Linked DNA regions of Homo sapiens: region 1 is linked to region 2. Evidence: chromatin loops called from intact Hi-C (ENCODE). Cell type or tissue: PC-9. All regions are shown on one strand. Each heading gives the region's core, and the rest is flanking DNA. Links, peaks and the distances in the headings are about the cores only.

Region 1 (7,606 bases), core at 1,571-6,570, 510 kb before region 2:
TTAAAAAATAGAAGAATTGGCTTTATGTAACAAAATAAAAGATTTTCTTTTTAGACAGTTACCCACAAAAGAAGGACACCAGACTACTGCTGACAGTGTTCTGCATGCACCATTCTTAACTATTTTTCATTATTCTTTTTTATTTATTTATTTTGCTCTCGCCCTGCCTTATGGTGCTGACTCTTCATTATTCTTGTGTCCCTCGATGCTTCCCTTGGACTTACCCTTCTGCTGGAGGAAATCATATTCACTTCTTCAAGCCCCAGCTCAAGTGCCACCTCGTTGGATTAACTGTTAACGGGGTTTCACCAACCCCAATCAAGATCATTCATTTGTCTGTGCTGTCCCCAGTGGTGACACTTCTCCTCCCTCCGTGGCTTGGACAACCACCCCTGCTCCTTGCCCCCAGTCCCTCAGTCTGAGCTCCACTATCCACTGCTCACTAACGAGAGAAGCTGACTCATCTCCGGCTTGGGTACCAGAGCTTACTAGCTGCTTTAAGGGTAGACCCTTCTTCACCTCGCCAGGAGGCAAAATCCAAGTAAGATTCACCATTGTAACCCCACAGGGCCTAGTTATGCCCTACAATAAGATCTCCTTTAACTGTAGAGAGAAGAAAAAGACTTCAATAGAAGCTCAAAGGGGTCTTAGGAGGGAACTCCCTCATTTTTGCAAAGGATCAAGCTGAGGCCTGAATAAAGTACACACTGATATAATACATGTGAAACATACTGGCCACTTACTATGTGTGAGCCACTGAGAAACAATCAGACTATCTTCATATAAACTATAAACAGCTAACATATAAAATCCCACCCTTGTGGATCTTATATTCCACTGCAAAGATTCAGACAAACAAGTAATAACGTTGGGCACTCGCTTGATATAGTTCAGATATTTGTCCCCACTCAAATTTCATGTTGAAATGTAATGTCCAGTGTTGGGGGACAGGGCCTGGCAGGAAGTGTCTGGGTCATAGGGGTGGATCCCTCATGGCTTGGTGCTGTCCTAGCAATCGTGAATGAGAGTTCTTGTGATATCTGGGTGTTTAAAAATTGTGTGGCATCTCCCCTTTTCTCCAACCCCCACCTCCTGACCATGTGAGGTGCCTGCTCCCACCCCTCCCACCTTCTGCCATGAGCAAAAACTCCCAGAGGCTTCCCCAGAAGCTAAGCAGCCATGTTTTGTGTACAGCCTGCAAACTAAGAGCCAATTAAACCTCTTTTCTTTATAAATTACCCAATCTGAGGTATTCCTTAGAGCAATCCAAGAATGGCCTAATATGCCACCATACCACCAATGTGCCTTCCCCTTTGCCGTGGTGGTCACTCTTTGGGACTGTCACACCTCCTGAGCTTTTCTCACAAGCTTTGTTCCATCTGCCTCAACTGCTATTTGTGTCATCCAAGATACAAGTATTCAAAGGCTGCCTGTGACACTGTGCTAGGTACTGGCAGATCAACGGTAAATGGGGCAGAAACAGTCACCACACCCCGAAAGCTCACAGAGCTCACAAATGGGGAAGTGGGTATTATACAATGCTTTTCATAAATGTCCATGATTCAAAGTGCTGAAATGAGTAGAGGGTGCAGCTATGGGCATGTTTAACATGGGCTCCTAACCTAGACATGTCTCCTCGAGGAAATGACACCGAAGCTAAGGCCAAGGTAAGACTCCCCTGACAACAGTGGGATAGCTCCAGACAAAGGCAGCAACTGCAGGAAGAAGGAAAAGAGATTCTCAGAGGTTCTGAAGTCTGTGAACTTGAATAGGGAAACAGTCCCATATTCACTTTCACCAATCTCTTGCTGAAATGTAACATTCCCTTATATTTTGAATATACGCCACACACCAAAAATGTAATTCTGTGTGAGTTTGGTATCAACACAAAAAATTGCAAATACTCTTATACTGATTTACAGTGGTTGCAGATTATCTTGAAATAACATCATTATTTTAAAATTACAATAATTAGACCCACTATGAGGACTTGTTATTCAACAAAGGACAAAGAAACATATTACCATATCACAAATTTGTTCTTTATCATTTTGATGGCTATATTTCAATGTCATGGGTCCCCTCTGTAATCCTGGGTATTTTACTTAAAAAAGTATTTGGAAATATTTTAAGAAGGGGTCACACATTTCACCCGATTGCAAAAGCACTTTTAGGAAAAAGAACCTATGATTAGAGAACAAGGAAAGAAAGGATCAAGAGGGGTTTTTTTGTTTGTTTGTTTGTTTGTGTTTTCTTTTTTTTTGAGATGAGAGTTTCACTCTTGTTGCCCAGGCTGGAGTTCAATGACGCCATCTGGGCTGACCGCAACCTCCGCCTCCCAGGTTCAAGCCTCAGGTTCAAGATTATCCTGCCTCAGCCTCCGGAGTAGCTGGGATTACAGGCGCCTGCCACCACAGCCAGCTAATTTTGTATTTATTATTTTTCTGACAATGGGAAAGAGGCAGCAGTTGTAATATGGATGGCTGTTATTCCTATTACCTTCTATTAAGAGGCGCTTTTTTTTTTTTTGAGATGGAGTCTCGCTCTGTCGCCCAGGCTGGAGTGCAGTGGCATGGTCTCGGCTCACTGCAAGCTCTGCCTCCCGGGTTCACGCCATTCTCCTGCCTCAGCCTCCCAAGTAGCTGGGACTACAGGCGCCTGCCACCACACCCAGCTAATTTTTTTTGTATTTTTATTAGAGACGGGGTTTCACCGTGTTAGCCAGGATGCTCTCGATCTCCTGACCTCGTGATCCGCCCGTCTCGGCCTCCCAAAGTGCTGGGAATACAGGCGTGAGCCACCACGCTCTGCCAGCAAAATTTCAATCGAAACACTGCAATGAGCCGGGCACTGTACCTCATGCCTGTAATCCCAGCACTTTGGGAGGCCAAGGCGGGTGGATCATGAGGTCAGGAGTTCAAGAACAGCCCGGTCAACATGGTGAAACCCCGTCTCTAGTAAAAATACAAAAATTAGCCGGGTGTGGTGGTGGGCACCTGTAATCCCAGCTACTCGGGCGGCTGAGGCAGAGAATCATTTGAATCCGGGAAGCAGAGGTTGCAGTGAGCCGAGATCACACCACTGCACTCCAACTCGGGTGACAAAGTGAGACTTCATCTCAAAAAAAAAAAAAAAGAATTCTTCCAATTATAAAATTAGATTGCTATTCTAACTCACATTCTATTATTGAAGTCTCACATTTTCAAAGAAAGCATTTCTGTTGTTTGTACTTGTTAACTTACTTAGCCACTCACCCAAAGGAGAGTCAAGCAATTGGCTTGTAGATGGCGCTACTGCACTCCAGCCTGGGAGACAGAGTGAGACTCAGGAAACAAACAAACAAGAAAAAGGAAACACTGCACTGAAAGGAAAAACTTCAAACTTCATATAACCAAGTTACAAAGAATAATCCCACTGCTCATAGTTATACATCAGAAATTGCAGGTTGTTGAGTCAACCACTGTCAACCTGCTGCTCTTTCATCAAGTGGGCTTTAAAATACAAGTGTGATACATAATGCATGTTTTATGCCAGCAAAATTCCTTTATACAAGATTCCAAAGGCTCTCCAAATTCTTTTATTGCAAGATGAATTTTTTTAAAAGGATGCATGGCTAGAAATCACACTTACTGTATGCAATGTGGAATGACTTACGAGATGCTGCCTTCTTTTCTAGAATTGTTATCCTCTAACCTCGTTTATTGGGGAACATGTTAGAGAACTAGAAAAGGTCTCAGGAATAAAAAGCAATTTCAAAGTCCACGCATGAAAGCAATGATACCCTCTATCTGGGTTTAACTTTACCTCATGTTATATATATATATATGTATTTTTTTCCTTATTTGTCATTTTTAAGTCATTCTATGACCAGATGTTTAACTTTACTTCACAAAGTAATAACCTAGTTAACTGACTTCCCATATTGTAATTAATTGCATAATGAAAATATACTTAAAGTACACTGACGGCTGGGCGCGGTGGCTCACGCCTGTAATCCCAGCACTTTAGGAGGCCGAGGCAGGCGGATCACCTGAGGTTAGCAGTTGGAGACCAGCCTGGCCAACATGGTAAAACCCAGTCTCTACTAAAACAAACAAACAAAAAATACAAAAATTAGCTGGGCGTGGTGGCAGGTGCCTGTAATCCCAGCTACTCAGGAGGCTGAGGCAAGAGAATCGCTTGAACCCCAGAGGCGGAGGTTGCAGTGAGCCAAGATCGTGCCATTGCACTCCAGTCTGGAGAACAAGAGCAAGACTTCCTTTCAAAAAAAAAAAAAAAAAAAAACCCAGAAAGACTCACATTAATGCAAAAGTTCAATTCAATGCAATTGTTCTGAAATGTTTTCAAAGCAGTTACATCATTTAAAAGAAATTTCATGAATGCTAAATATGTACAACAGATGAGAGCAAGCAGTGACTGCAATCCAGGTGAGGGGCGCAGAGCCAGTTCTTAGGGTGACTCTACCAGACCCAACTAAAGCTGTTTGTTGAAGGGCAAGCTCCTAGCTTTATGTTTGCTGCCTTTCAAAAGTAAACACAATAGCATAATGGATGTTAACTCTTTTTCAACCTTATTTTGTCCTTTCTTATGAAGGATTATAAAACAGCCAGGCACAGTGGCTCACACCTGTAATCCCAGCACTTTGGGAGGCTGAGGTGGGTGGATCACCTGAAGTCAGGAGTTCAAGACCAGCCTCGCCAATATGGTAAAACCCCGTCTCTACTAAAAATACAAAAATTAGCCAAGCGTGTTGGCAGGCGCCTGTAATCCCAGCTACTTGGGAGGCTGAGGCAGGAGAATCGCTGGAACCCGGAATCGCGCCATTACACTCCAGCCTGGGAAACAAGAGCAAGACTTCGTCTCAAAAAAAAAAAAAAAAGGATTATAAAACTAAAAGGGAATTTACCTAGATTTTTATTTAAGTGGATCCTGAGTCTGGGAACTCTGGAGTATAGCCCAGAGCTGTTTCCTATATATCCATGGGATGTATGAAAACATTATTTAACACAGAATACTGATGGACATAACAATCAATGTATGCCAAGACTTGAAAAATTACACCATTTGGGACTTCAACAGGAATAAACCCTAAGACATCCATAATATGTGGCTGAAAGAAGAAATCATTTTTGAGGATTCCAGAGAAGTAAATTCCATATCAATTTAGTGGGTAGGGTGATGGGAGAGTGCAAGCTGGAGGGTGGTGTTTAGCTCAATGGGAGGTAATAAAAAGAAAGATAATTTCTCAGAACATTTTCGTATTCTTGGCGTCACAGAAGCATTCCTAAGCAAAGACATAAAACCCATAAAAGAAAACCAAACTGAACTACAGAAAAATTTAAAACTTCTATGAAAGAAAAAACACTATAAACATACTTAAAGGAGGCTGGATGCAGTGGCTCACGCCTGTAATCCCAGCACTTTGAGAGGCTGAGGCTGGCAGATTATGAGGTCAGGAGATGGAGACCATCCTGGCTAACATGGTGAAACCCCATCTCTACTAAAAATTCAAAAAAAATTAGCCGGGCATGGTGGCAGGCGCCTGTAGTCCCAGCTACTCAGGAAGCTGAGGCAGGAGAATGGCATGAACCCAGGAGGTGGAGCTTGCAGTGAGCCGTGATCGCGCTACTGCACTCCAGCCTGGGCAACAGAGTGACACTCCATCTCAAAAAAAAAAAAAAAAAATACTTAAAGGACAATGGACAGACTAGAAGAAAATATTTGCAACATATTTAATAAATATCAGAATGGCCGGGCACGGTGGCTCACGCCTGTAATCCCAGCACTTTGGGAGGCCCAGGCGGGCGGAGCACAAGGTCGGCAGATCGAGACCGTCCTGGCTAACACGGTGAAATCCCGTCTCTAATAAAAATACAAGAAAATTAGCCGGGCGTAGCTGGTGCATGCCTGTAGTCCCAGCTACTCGGGAGGCTGAGGCAGGAGAATGGCATGAACCCAGGAGGTGGAGCTTGCAGTAAGCCGCGATCACGCTATTGTGCTCCAGCCTGAGCCACAGAGTGAGACTCCATCTCAAAAAAAAAAAAAAAAATACTTAAAGGACAAAGGACAGACTAGGAGACAATATTTGCGACATATTCAATAAATACCAGAACGGCCGGGCGCAGTGGCTCACACCTGTAATCCCAGCACTTTGGGAGGCCAAGGTGGGCAGATCACAAGGTCGGCAGATCGAGACCGTCCTGGCTAACACGGTGAAACCCCGTCTCTAATAAAAATACAAAAAATTAGCCGGGCGTGGTGGCGGGCGCCTGTAGTCCCAGCTACTCGGGAGGCTGAGGCAGGAGAATGGCAAGAACCCGGGAGGCAGAGCTTACAGTGAGCCAAGATCGCGCCACTACACTCCAGCCTGGGCAACAGAGTGAGACTCCGTCTCAAAAAAAATAAAAAAAATAAAAAAATAGATAGATAGATAGATTTCAGGAACATGAAGTGCTCTGACAAAAAGTCATAAGAAAAAGACCAACAATCAGACCGGGCGGGGTGGCTCACGCCTGTAATCCCAGCACTTTGGGAGGCCGAGGTGGACCGATCACTTGAGGTCGGGAGTTCAAAACCAGCCTGACCAACATGGAGAAACCCTGTCTCTACTAAAAATACAAAATTAGCTGAGCATGGTGGCGCATGCCTGTAATCTCAGCTACTTGGGAGGCTGAGGCAGGAGAATAGGAACCCAGGAGGTGGAGGTTGCGGTGAGCTGAGATCTCGCCATTGCACTTCAGCCTGGGCAACAAGAGCGAAACTGAGGAAAGAAAAGAGAAGAGAAGAGGAAGAAAGAGAGGAGAGGGGGAGAGACAAAAGAGAAAGAGAGAAAGACAAAGACAGAGAGAGAAAGAGAGAGAACAAAAGAGAGAGAGAAAGAAACCAACAACCCAATATAATAGTGGATAAAAGTTATGAAGAAAAAAAATATGGACAGCTGACAGACCAACGAAAAAGGCTGAGAACAGAGAAATGCAAATTAAGACAATGATGAGTGATATTTATTAGCAAAAACCAAAGAAGCTGTATAATGCTAAGTGTTGGCAAGAAGGGAGGAAAATAAAGACTCTCATATGCTGTTAGTGGGTGTGTAGATTGGCTGAAGGTTTTCGGAAGGAAAAAATTTCTTCCTACTCTAAAACAGCACATGACAGGCGCTGTGGCTCACGCCTGTAATCTCAGCACTTTGGGATGCCAAGGTGGGCGGATCACCTGAGACCAGGAGTTCAAGACCAGCCTGGGCAACATGGTGAAACCTGGTCTCTACTTAAAATACAGAAATTGGTCGAGCATGATGGTGCACTGCACACCTGTAGTCCCAGCTACCACACAAGAATGGTCTGAACTCGGGAGGCAAAGGTTACAGTTCGCTGAGATCATGCCACTGCACTCCAGCCTTGGCAACTGAGCAAGACTCTGTCTCAAACACACACACACACACACACACACACACACACACACACACAGAGCACATACCCTGGACCCTGCACTTCCAATTCAATCATATGCTAATATTACCATATGTTTGAAAGGTGTATGGACAGAAATGTTTTAAAGCAAACAAAACAGCATGAACAACCTAAAGGTCTACTGAGTGCCTCCTAAA
Region 2 (7,606 bases), core at 1,399-6,398:
ATCAAATATCCATTGTTCAAAAAGTAGGCGTTGCCTAAAGATGGGACAGAGTACTGGGTCCTGTTAGGGATTTAGAGAGGAGCTCATTGCACCCTCCCCTCAAGGACCTTATGGCTAGTGGCTTCCCTGTCCCTGTTGTGTTTGTTTTTAACCCTCAGATGCAGAAGTCCAGGCCACAGCACACTCTAACCTTTGATTTCTTCAAGGCCCTCCTTTGTTTTCAGGCTTTGCTTTTATTCTCATCCCCACCTCTATTTTTGTCCTCTTTGTAGGTAACCAGTTTAACACGTTTGTTTGTAGTATTTTATTTGCCTGTATTCTTGTAAGATGTATTGTAAACGTGTTTTGCATTTACGAATATGGTACACAAACAACCTCCTTCTGCTTCTCACTTTTTCTGCCCGGCATGTTGTCGTGATGTGTGTTGCTACGTGTGGGGAGGAGGTGGTGTCTTCTCGCTGCTGTATAGTACTCCAGCCTGTGCTCCTCTGCTGTCTCATCTGCTTCTGCAGTGATGAGGCCCTGGACTGCCTCCAACTCCCCATTACACAAGTGCTGCCATGAACATCCTTATACATGTTCCCCTTGACTTATGGGAGAATCCCTAGGAATTAGCGGCATACAGGGATGCCCTGTGTCTCAGGGACAGGATTGCTGGGTCATAGCATACGTCCATCCTTATGTTGGCTGAGTGCTGCCAGATTCTTTCCAGAATGGCTGCCCCAATCTTGTAGGCTGGCAGGAGTTCCTTGTATGTATTCTAGATCGTAGTCCCTTGTCAGTTTTCACATTGCAGATATCTTCTTCCAATATGTTGTTTGTTCGCTTTGTTTATGGTGTCCCTTGCTTTAAAAAAAAATCCTTTGATTTTTTTTCTTTTTTAAAAATGCATGACAGAGATTGATTTGGAATGGCCCTAAATGATCCTTTGATTATGAGCAAAACCAGGGAGCTTTTTACCTTAACTAACATAAATTTTGCTATGTTTCGAGACATAGGCATAGATAGCATTGCACACAGGTGGACCTTAGCATGCCTGAATGAGTTAATCAGTAGAGTTTAAATGCAGAGAAATCTTTAAGTATTAATCTTAAAACTATCTAAATGTCAGTCTGTTTTGGAGATAGGGTTACAAGTGTTGTAAATAGGAAGTCATGCACATTTTTGATAAGCCCTGTAAATCATCAAAACAAAATAAAAGAAAGGAATACTCTTGAGAAAGCATTTGTCACCCTGGGGCTCAGGGGCCAGGTCTCAGAAAGGCTGAGAGAAAGAGCCATATTGGTTTTCCCTTGGGCAGGCCTCTGCTTACACTGTTTGTGAGAATTCAGAAGCAACCTCCTTGGTAGTTCCTATTGGCTCTGTGTATTTGATCTTGGCCAGCAGGTAGCCTGTTAGAGTTAGCAAAGCTTCCAAGGATTGTATTTTTTAAAAAATATAATATCTTGATATGTGTCAAGAGCATGTCTTAGTTCATTTTCTGTTGCTATCACAGAATGCTTGAGACTGTGTAATTTCTAAAGCAAAGAGGTTTATTTCTTACAGTCCTAGAGTCTGGGAAGTCCAAGATTGGGAGGTCTCATGATCCAATCATCTCTTAAAGTCCCCGCCTCTTAATACTGTTACATTGAGGATTAAGTTTCAATATGAGTTTCAGAGAAGACAAACATTCAAACCATAGCAAGGCCTTTATGATCCAGTCCCAATAACAATTTAATTCAATCCTTCCAGGCCCTCCTTCCTTCTGTTTGATGGAAAGCCACATCAAATCCTATATTGCAGTTCCCCTTAGCGTGCCACCTGTGTGCCCAGGCTGGTGTCTCTGCCTGGAAGGAACATCCACTTCATGGACTTTTCCCCATGCTCAAGGCCCAGCTTAAGCTGCATCTCATCTATGAAACTCCATACCCTTCCCCTTGTGCCATCCACATGCTACTACTGTATCAAGTACACAGCTCAATTAGTGCAGATACTGCAAGGTATTGCAGTTATTATACATCTGGCTGCCCCAGTTCCACTTAACTTTGAGCTTCTTGAGGGAGGAATAGGGTCGTGTTCACTATGCGGCACCAATAGACCCTCACACATACACAGAGACCCAGTAATTCTCTCCAACGTGAGAGAAATCTGTTTTCTTGCCCATTAAAGATTACCATCTGTTAACCTTGATCCTCAGGCTTTTAAAATACCAACTAACTAATCTGATGAGTGAATTCATGCTATTGTGTTACGGGTTTAGTGTGTAAAATCTTCTACATGATATTTACGTCTTAAAAGAAAATTTTTGAAAACAGAGGACAGGACTCATTAATATAGAAGAATGACTATAACAATGGAATTTATAAATAGCAACACATTGACTAGGAAGGGTAGGGGATGTTTGGGGGTAGGCAGTTCTTTCAATGCCGTAAAAATTACCCCACCTCTACAAAATATCGATATTTAGGGATGCATTGAGTTTGTACACAGAGTTAGTCTTTTCCTCCAAGTTTCTCAATAACAGAAGTAGATAAATATATAGCACATGAAATCTTTGAGTACCTATGAGTCAAATTTAATCATGACAACAACACACTGACACTTGTCCCTGAATAAGATGTGTTTGATGATACGTTTTGTTGCTAGAAATTTGCTGCTGGAGGAGGTAGAAATAATGTAGGAGGCATAGGAATGTTTCTCTTCAAGATGAAGATTTACTTCTTAGGATTCTCAGTGGGGATTTTCTTTCCTGGCTTTTCTTTTTCATTCCTGAACATCAGCGGAAAGGTCCTTAATCCATGAATGCGGACGTCAGCTGGACAGGTCAGCCCTAGAGACAGGATGCTCCATTGGGCACGTAGGCAGCACTCTCTCTCCATCTCCCTTTTCTATCTGTTTTTGTATTATTCTCCTTTCTTCTCTTAGCTGGATGACTTTATCTGCCCCTCAGTCTATCTGATAGAAAACACACACCTTAGTGTCTACCTCTTGCTATTCCAAAGTCCTGGGGTCTGGAATTTGAGATTCTCACTGGTCTGGCACGCGTCTGGTGCTCACTCTGGTCCCAGTCAACATGGCTCGGAGTATGGGGCCGTGTTGAACAGGCATGGCTACCGGGAGCTCCCTGTGACCAAGGCAGGAGTGGAAGGGAGCTCTGGAAAGAAGACCTGTGCACGCACTGTCACCAGCGTCCACTATGACAGCAACCTTTATATGCGAAAAGGTTTTCTGGGCACTCGCCAGATCATTTTTGAGAAATACCCATTTCTCTTTCAGCCCAATACTCCAAAGAGGAGAAAGAAATGGACACAACTTGGAACATGTTATGATAGGAGTCCCTGTTCTGTTATAGCACACTTGTCTTGGTATCACAATATACCTACATATGTGTGTACCTGTACAGAATTGCATATTGTCAGAGACTGTAGTGCAAACATATATCCTCTTGGGAATCCAGCATATGAGCTTCCCAATACACACCCTACACAAAAATCTCCCAAGGAAAGCAAATAATTTCAAGTTTTAGGAAAGAGCAGCGATTTGTTATGATAATAGCGTTCAACAAGTATAGCATTCTAGATTCAAAGGAAATGCCTTGTGGAAAAAAAAAAAGTGCTAAAATGGCTTGATTGGGGTTTTAATGAGAGTTTGTTTCTCCTCTACTCCACCCTTCATTCTCTCCCACCCCCAGTTATTTTCTCCAGCAAGCCAGTCAAGAGCCCTGTGCTGGGAACACTGAGAGAATGTTAACAATTCAACTCTACCAATTAATTGCCGCAACTTTCTCCATCCTGCTCAGCAGGGTCTCTCTTGCAGGCTGCTGAAAACCTAACAATGCACTTTACCGTTGTGAATGCGTAATGATGTGTTCATCAGGGGGCTTAAAAACCCTTGGGGCTACAATATCCACTTCTCGGCACCCATTATAGAGGCTAGAGTATGTCTTACGTGACAGTAAAATGTGAAGCAGGAATGCCGTCTTTAAAGAGAAAAGGCAACACCCAGGAGATACAGGAATCGCACAGTCATGCTGACTTAAAATACACATGTAAACACTCACTGTGCCCCTGGTGTCCTGTCCATAAATAAAATGGCTTGCTCAAGAAACCAGGTTTGAAGTGGAGGTTTGCCGTCACTCCCCAGATCTGTATGGAAGTGTCAGAAGTGGAGTCAGCTAGTTAGTTCACCCCAATAGGTACTGAGAGCTATTAAGTCTGTACCACTGTGTCGGGAGAGACCAGGAGGAATCGAGCAGGTATGAGTCTTTCTTTTTTTCTTTTTTTTTTTTTTTTTTAGACGGAATTTTGCCCTTGTTGCCCAGGCTGGAGTGCAGTGGCACGATCTCGGCTCACCGCAACCTCCGCCTCCAGGTTCAAGTGATTCCCCTGCCTCAGCCTTCTGAGTAGCTGGGATTACAGGCATGCACCGCCATGCCCGGCTAATTTTGTATTTTTAGTAGAGATGGGGTTTCTCCATGTTGGTCAGGCTGGTCTCGAACTCCCGACCTCAGGTGATCCACCTGCCTCGGCCTCCCAAAGTGCTGGGATTACAGGCGTGAGCCGCTGCGCCTGGCCCAGGTACGGGTCTTTCATATGGAGCTTCTAGTCAGTTATTGGTGACAAAGTGCAGAGGTAAAGGGTGAACAGATTTAGGGGAAGACAGAAGCCTGAGGATAATTAAGTACCAAATTAGTATCACTAATAGTGAGTGCTGCTTTTAGTCGCAGTTCAGTATAAAGGAGGAAGGAAAGAGGAGAGAATTGGATTTTCTTGTCTGTTTTTGCCTAATTGGGTATGATGGATGTGTTTGCCCAGGAACACCACACAGAGATTTAGGGAAGAAAGTGATAAATTCTGTTGTGAAAACAGGGACATAGAAAGGGCCCTGAAGGAGTTGGTTTTTAAAATCCAGCTGAATGTCACTGTAAATTTTACAGTTTGATGTTGTGTTTCTAACAGTGGTTCTCAATCAGGAATGGTTTTGAATATTGCAGGTTAGGTGGGAATCACTGATTGAAGGAAGGGGAAAGGCAGGGAGAAAAGTTCCAATAGAAGGCACAGGACACAAAATAGTTACAAATGAATGGGGGAGTAATGTCTTCTGCAAGTGAAATGTTCTCCAGGTTTAGAGTGATCTCATTTTACAGGCAAATGCCTGGGAATTTGATAAGACTGTCAACAATCCACTTCCCCTACAACTAAACCTCATTTTGATAACTCGGACTGTGCAGTGGTTTGTACTCCCACCACCAGCTCTCTAAACCCAACGAAATGTATCTACAGGACAGGTAGTCTTTTTTTAGGTTGATCTTGGACTGGCACGGAGAAAGAAAGGTTTGGATCACTGCTGTGGTTTGAATGTCCCTGTCAAAACTCTTGTTGAAATTTAGTTGTCAATGTAACATTATTGGGAGGTGAGGTCTCTAAGAGGTGATTCGCTCATGAGGGCTCTGTCTTCATCAGTGGGTTGGTGCAGGTATCATAAGACTGGGTTAGTTATTGTGGGAGTGGCTCCCGAGAAAAGGATGAGCTTGGCCTGATTTCCTCTCTCCCATCTCATATGCTTGTTCATCATGTGATGCTTTTCACAATAGAATGATCCCTACCAGATGTCAGCACCATGCTCTTGGACTTACCAGTCTTAAGAACTCTGAGAAATAAATCTATTTTCTTTGTAAATTATGCAGTTTGTGGTATATTTTTATAGCAGCAGAAAATGGACTAAGACAATCACAAGTTTCAATTGTGATCCAAGGGTCAGGAAAGGGATTCTGGTAGGATAAACTGTCCTTGCTTCTTCACACTCACCCTATCTATTCAAAGACTCTGGCATCTATACAAAACAAACCAGAAAAAAACTTAATGAGAGCTGGAGATGGCAGAAAGAGAGTCACTTATAGCTAGTGTGATGACTGTCACAGGTTGTATCAGGCCCAGGAAAGAGTAAACAGCTCCGTCATACTATCATGCCACAGCTCATGAAGGGGGATGGTCAAAGTCACAGAGACTCTAGGGATATTCTTTCTTCACATGAGATTACATTGTGGTGTTTCCAAGGGAAATTAATGCTTGACTTGGCAAGGTGTTCTTTGCAATTTCCAAATAAACCAGTTGGGAGTTAGCCAGAGTGCTCTTAGAGTAAATTAAGATATTAAATTGGAATTGGGCACCCAATGTTGTTTTCATTTACAGAACTGGAGCTCATCCCTACTCTGCTCATGCCTCAAACCTCCACTCAGTCCCACCAAAGTTGAGGCATTTGTAAGAAGCAAGTGGGAATCCAAGGTGCAGAACTCCTTTCCTGGTTAAGAGGGGTGGAATTTGCAGAGGGAAGGAGAGGGTACTCCATGCACTGAGACTTAGTAAAAAGGACTATGGAATAAAAGGGGGGAAATCGAAGTGAGAGTGAGAAATATGAATGAAGGAGTTGGTTTTTAAAATCCAGCTGAATGTCACTGTAAATTTTACAGTTTGATGTTATGTTTCTAACCTAACGGTTCTCAATCAGGAATGGTTTTATGTTGTTGTTTTGTTTTGTTTTTGTGTTTGTTTTTGAGACGGAGTCTCACTCTTGTTGCCCAGGCTGGAGTGCAATGGCGTGATCTTGCTCATTGCAACTTCTGCCTCCCAGGTTCAAGCGATTCTCCTGCCTCAGCCTCCCGAGTAGCTGGGATTACAGGCATGCACCACCATGCCTGGCTAATTTTTTGTATTTTTAGTAGAGATGGGGGTTTCTCCATGTTGGTCAGGCTGGTTTCGAACTCACGACCTCAGGTGATCCGCCTGTCTCGGCCTCCGAAAGTGCTGGGATTACAGCCGTGAGTCACCGCGCCCGGCCAGGAATGGTTTTAAACATTGAAGGTTAGGTGGGGATCACTGACTGAAGGAAGGGGAAAGGCAGGGAGAAAAGTCAACTTTTCTTCTCCTGGCAGAGCTCAGCTCAGGAAGACCTTCTTCTCTTGTTAGCGGGAAGGAATAATTAACTTAGACAAAATGAAAATTTCAGTTCCTGCTCTGCCATACTGCTCTTTTTACAATAAAATTATCCAGAATATATAATAAAAAATAACTTCCCTAATAGTAACAAAAACTATATAATATTTAGGAATTTCTTTGATCAAGATTATATCGGACTTCTCTGGAAAAATATTTTAAAACTTTTATAGGAGGCATAGAACATGATATCAATAAATATTGTGTCCTTGGATGAATAATTCAATGTTATAAAGATTGCAGCTCTTCCCAAATTAGTTTATCATCTCAATGCACTCTCAAATCAAAATTCTAGTTGGATTTTTTTTCCCCAAGAACTACAGAAATTTTGGAAGGAATAAAGATTGACAAATAGGTAAGTCAATTTTCTGTTTGTTTGTTTTGAAACGGAGTTTCGCTTTTGTTGCCCAGGCTGGAATGCAATGGCGTGATCTTGGCTCACCGCAACCTCCGCCTCCCGGGTTCAAGCGATTCTCTTGCCTAAACCTCTTGAGTAGCTGGGATTACAGGCATGCGCCACCACGCCTGGCTAATTTTTGTGTTTTTAGTAGAGACGGGGTTTCTCCATGTTGGTCAAGGCAGGTCTCGAACTCCCGACCTCAGGTGATCCGCCCGCCTCGGCCTCCCAAAGTGCT

The links. Peaks named below come from ENCODE experiments on the same cell type or tissue, not always from the same donor. Only the 100,000 strongest peaks of a DNase experiment are listed, where the experiment ranks them.
Region 1: a loop joins it to region 2, with 5 times the contacts of the local background. A loop is called at or near these places in 1 of 110 quality-filtered maps.

What each region holds. Positions count from the first base shown.
Region 1 is chr6:15,281,785-15,289,390 of GRCh38, reverse strand. The region is part of intron 1 of JARID2 (jumonji and AT-rich interaction domain containing 2); the gene reads right to left. Among named protein-coding and RNA genes, the nearest start is that of JARID2-AS1, 37 kb to the right of the region's middle. RefSeq lists enhancers at 1,526-1,575, 1,596-1,645. In PC-9, for the core only: no CTCF peak of the experiment used is centred there; DNase peaks (open chromatin) are centred at 4,460 and 5,990; H3K4me3 peaks cover 931 bases; H3K27ac peaks cover 3,236 bases.
Region 2 is chr6:14,774,059-14,781,664 of GRCh38, reverse strand. No RefSeq gene overlaps it. Among named protein-coding and RNA genes, the nearest start is that of JARID2-DT, 470 kb to the left of the region's middle. In PC-9, for the core only: no CTCF peak of the experiment used is centred there; a DNase peak (open chromatin) is centred at 3,974; H3K27ac peaks cover 1,305 bases.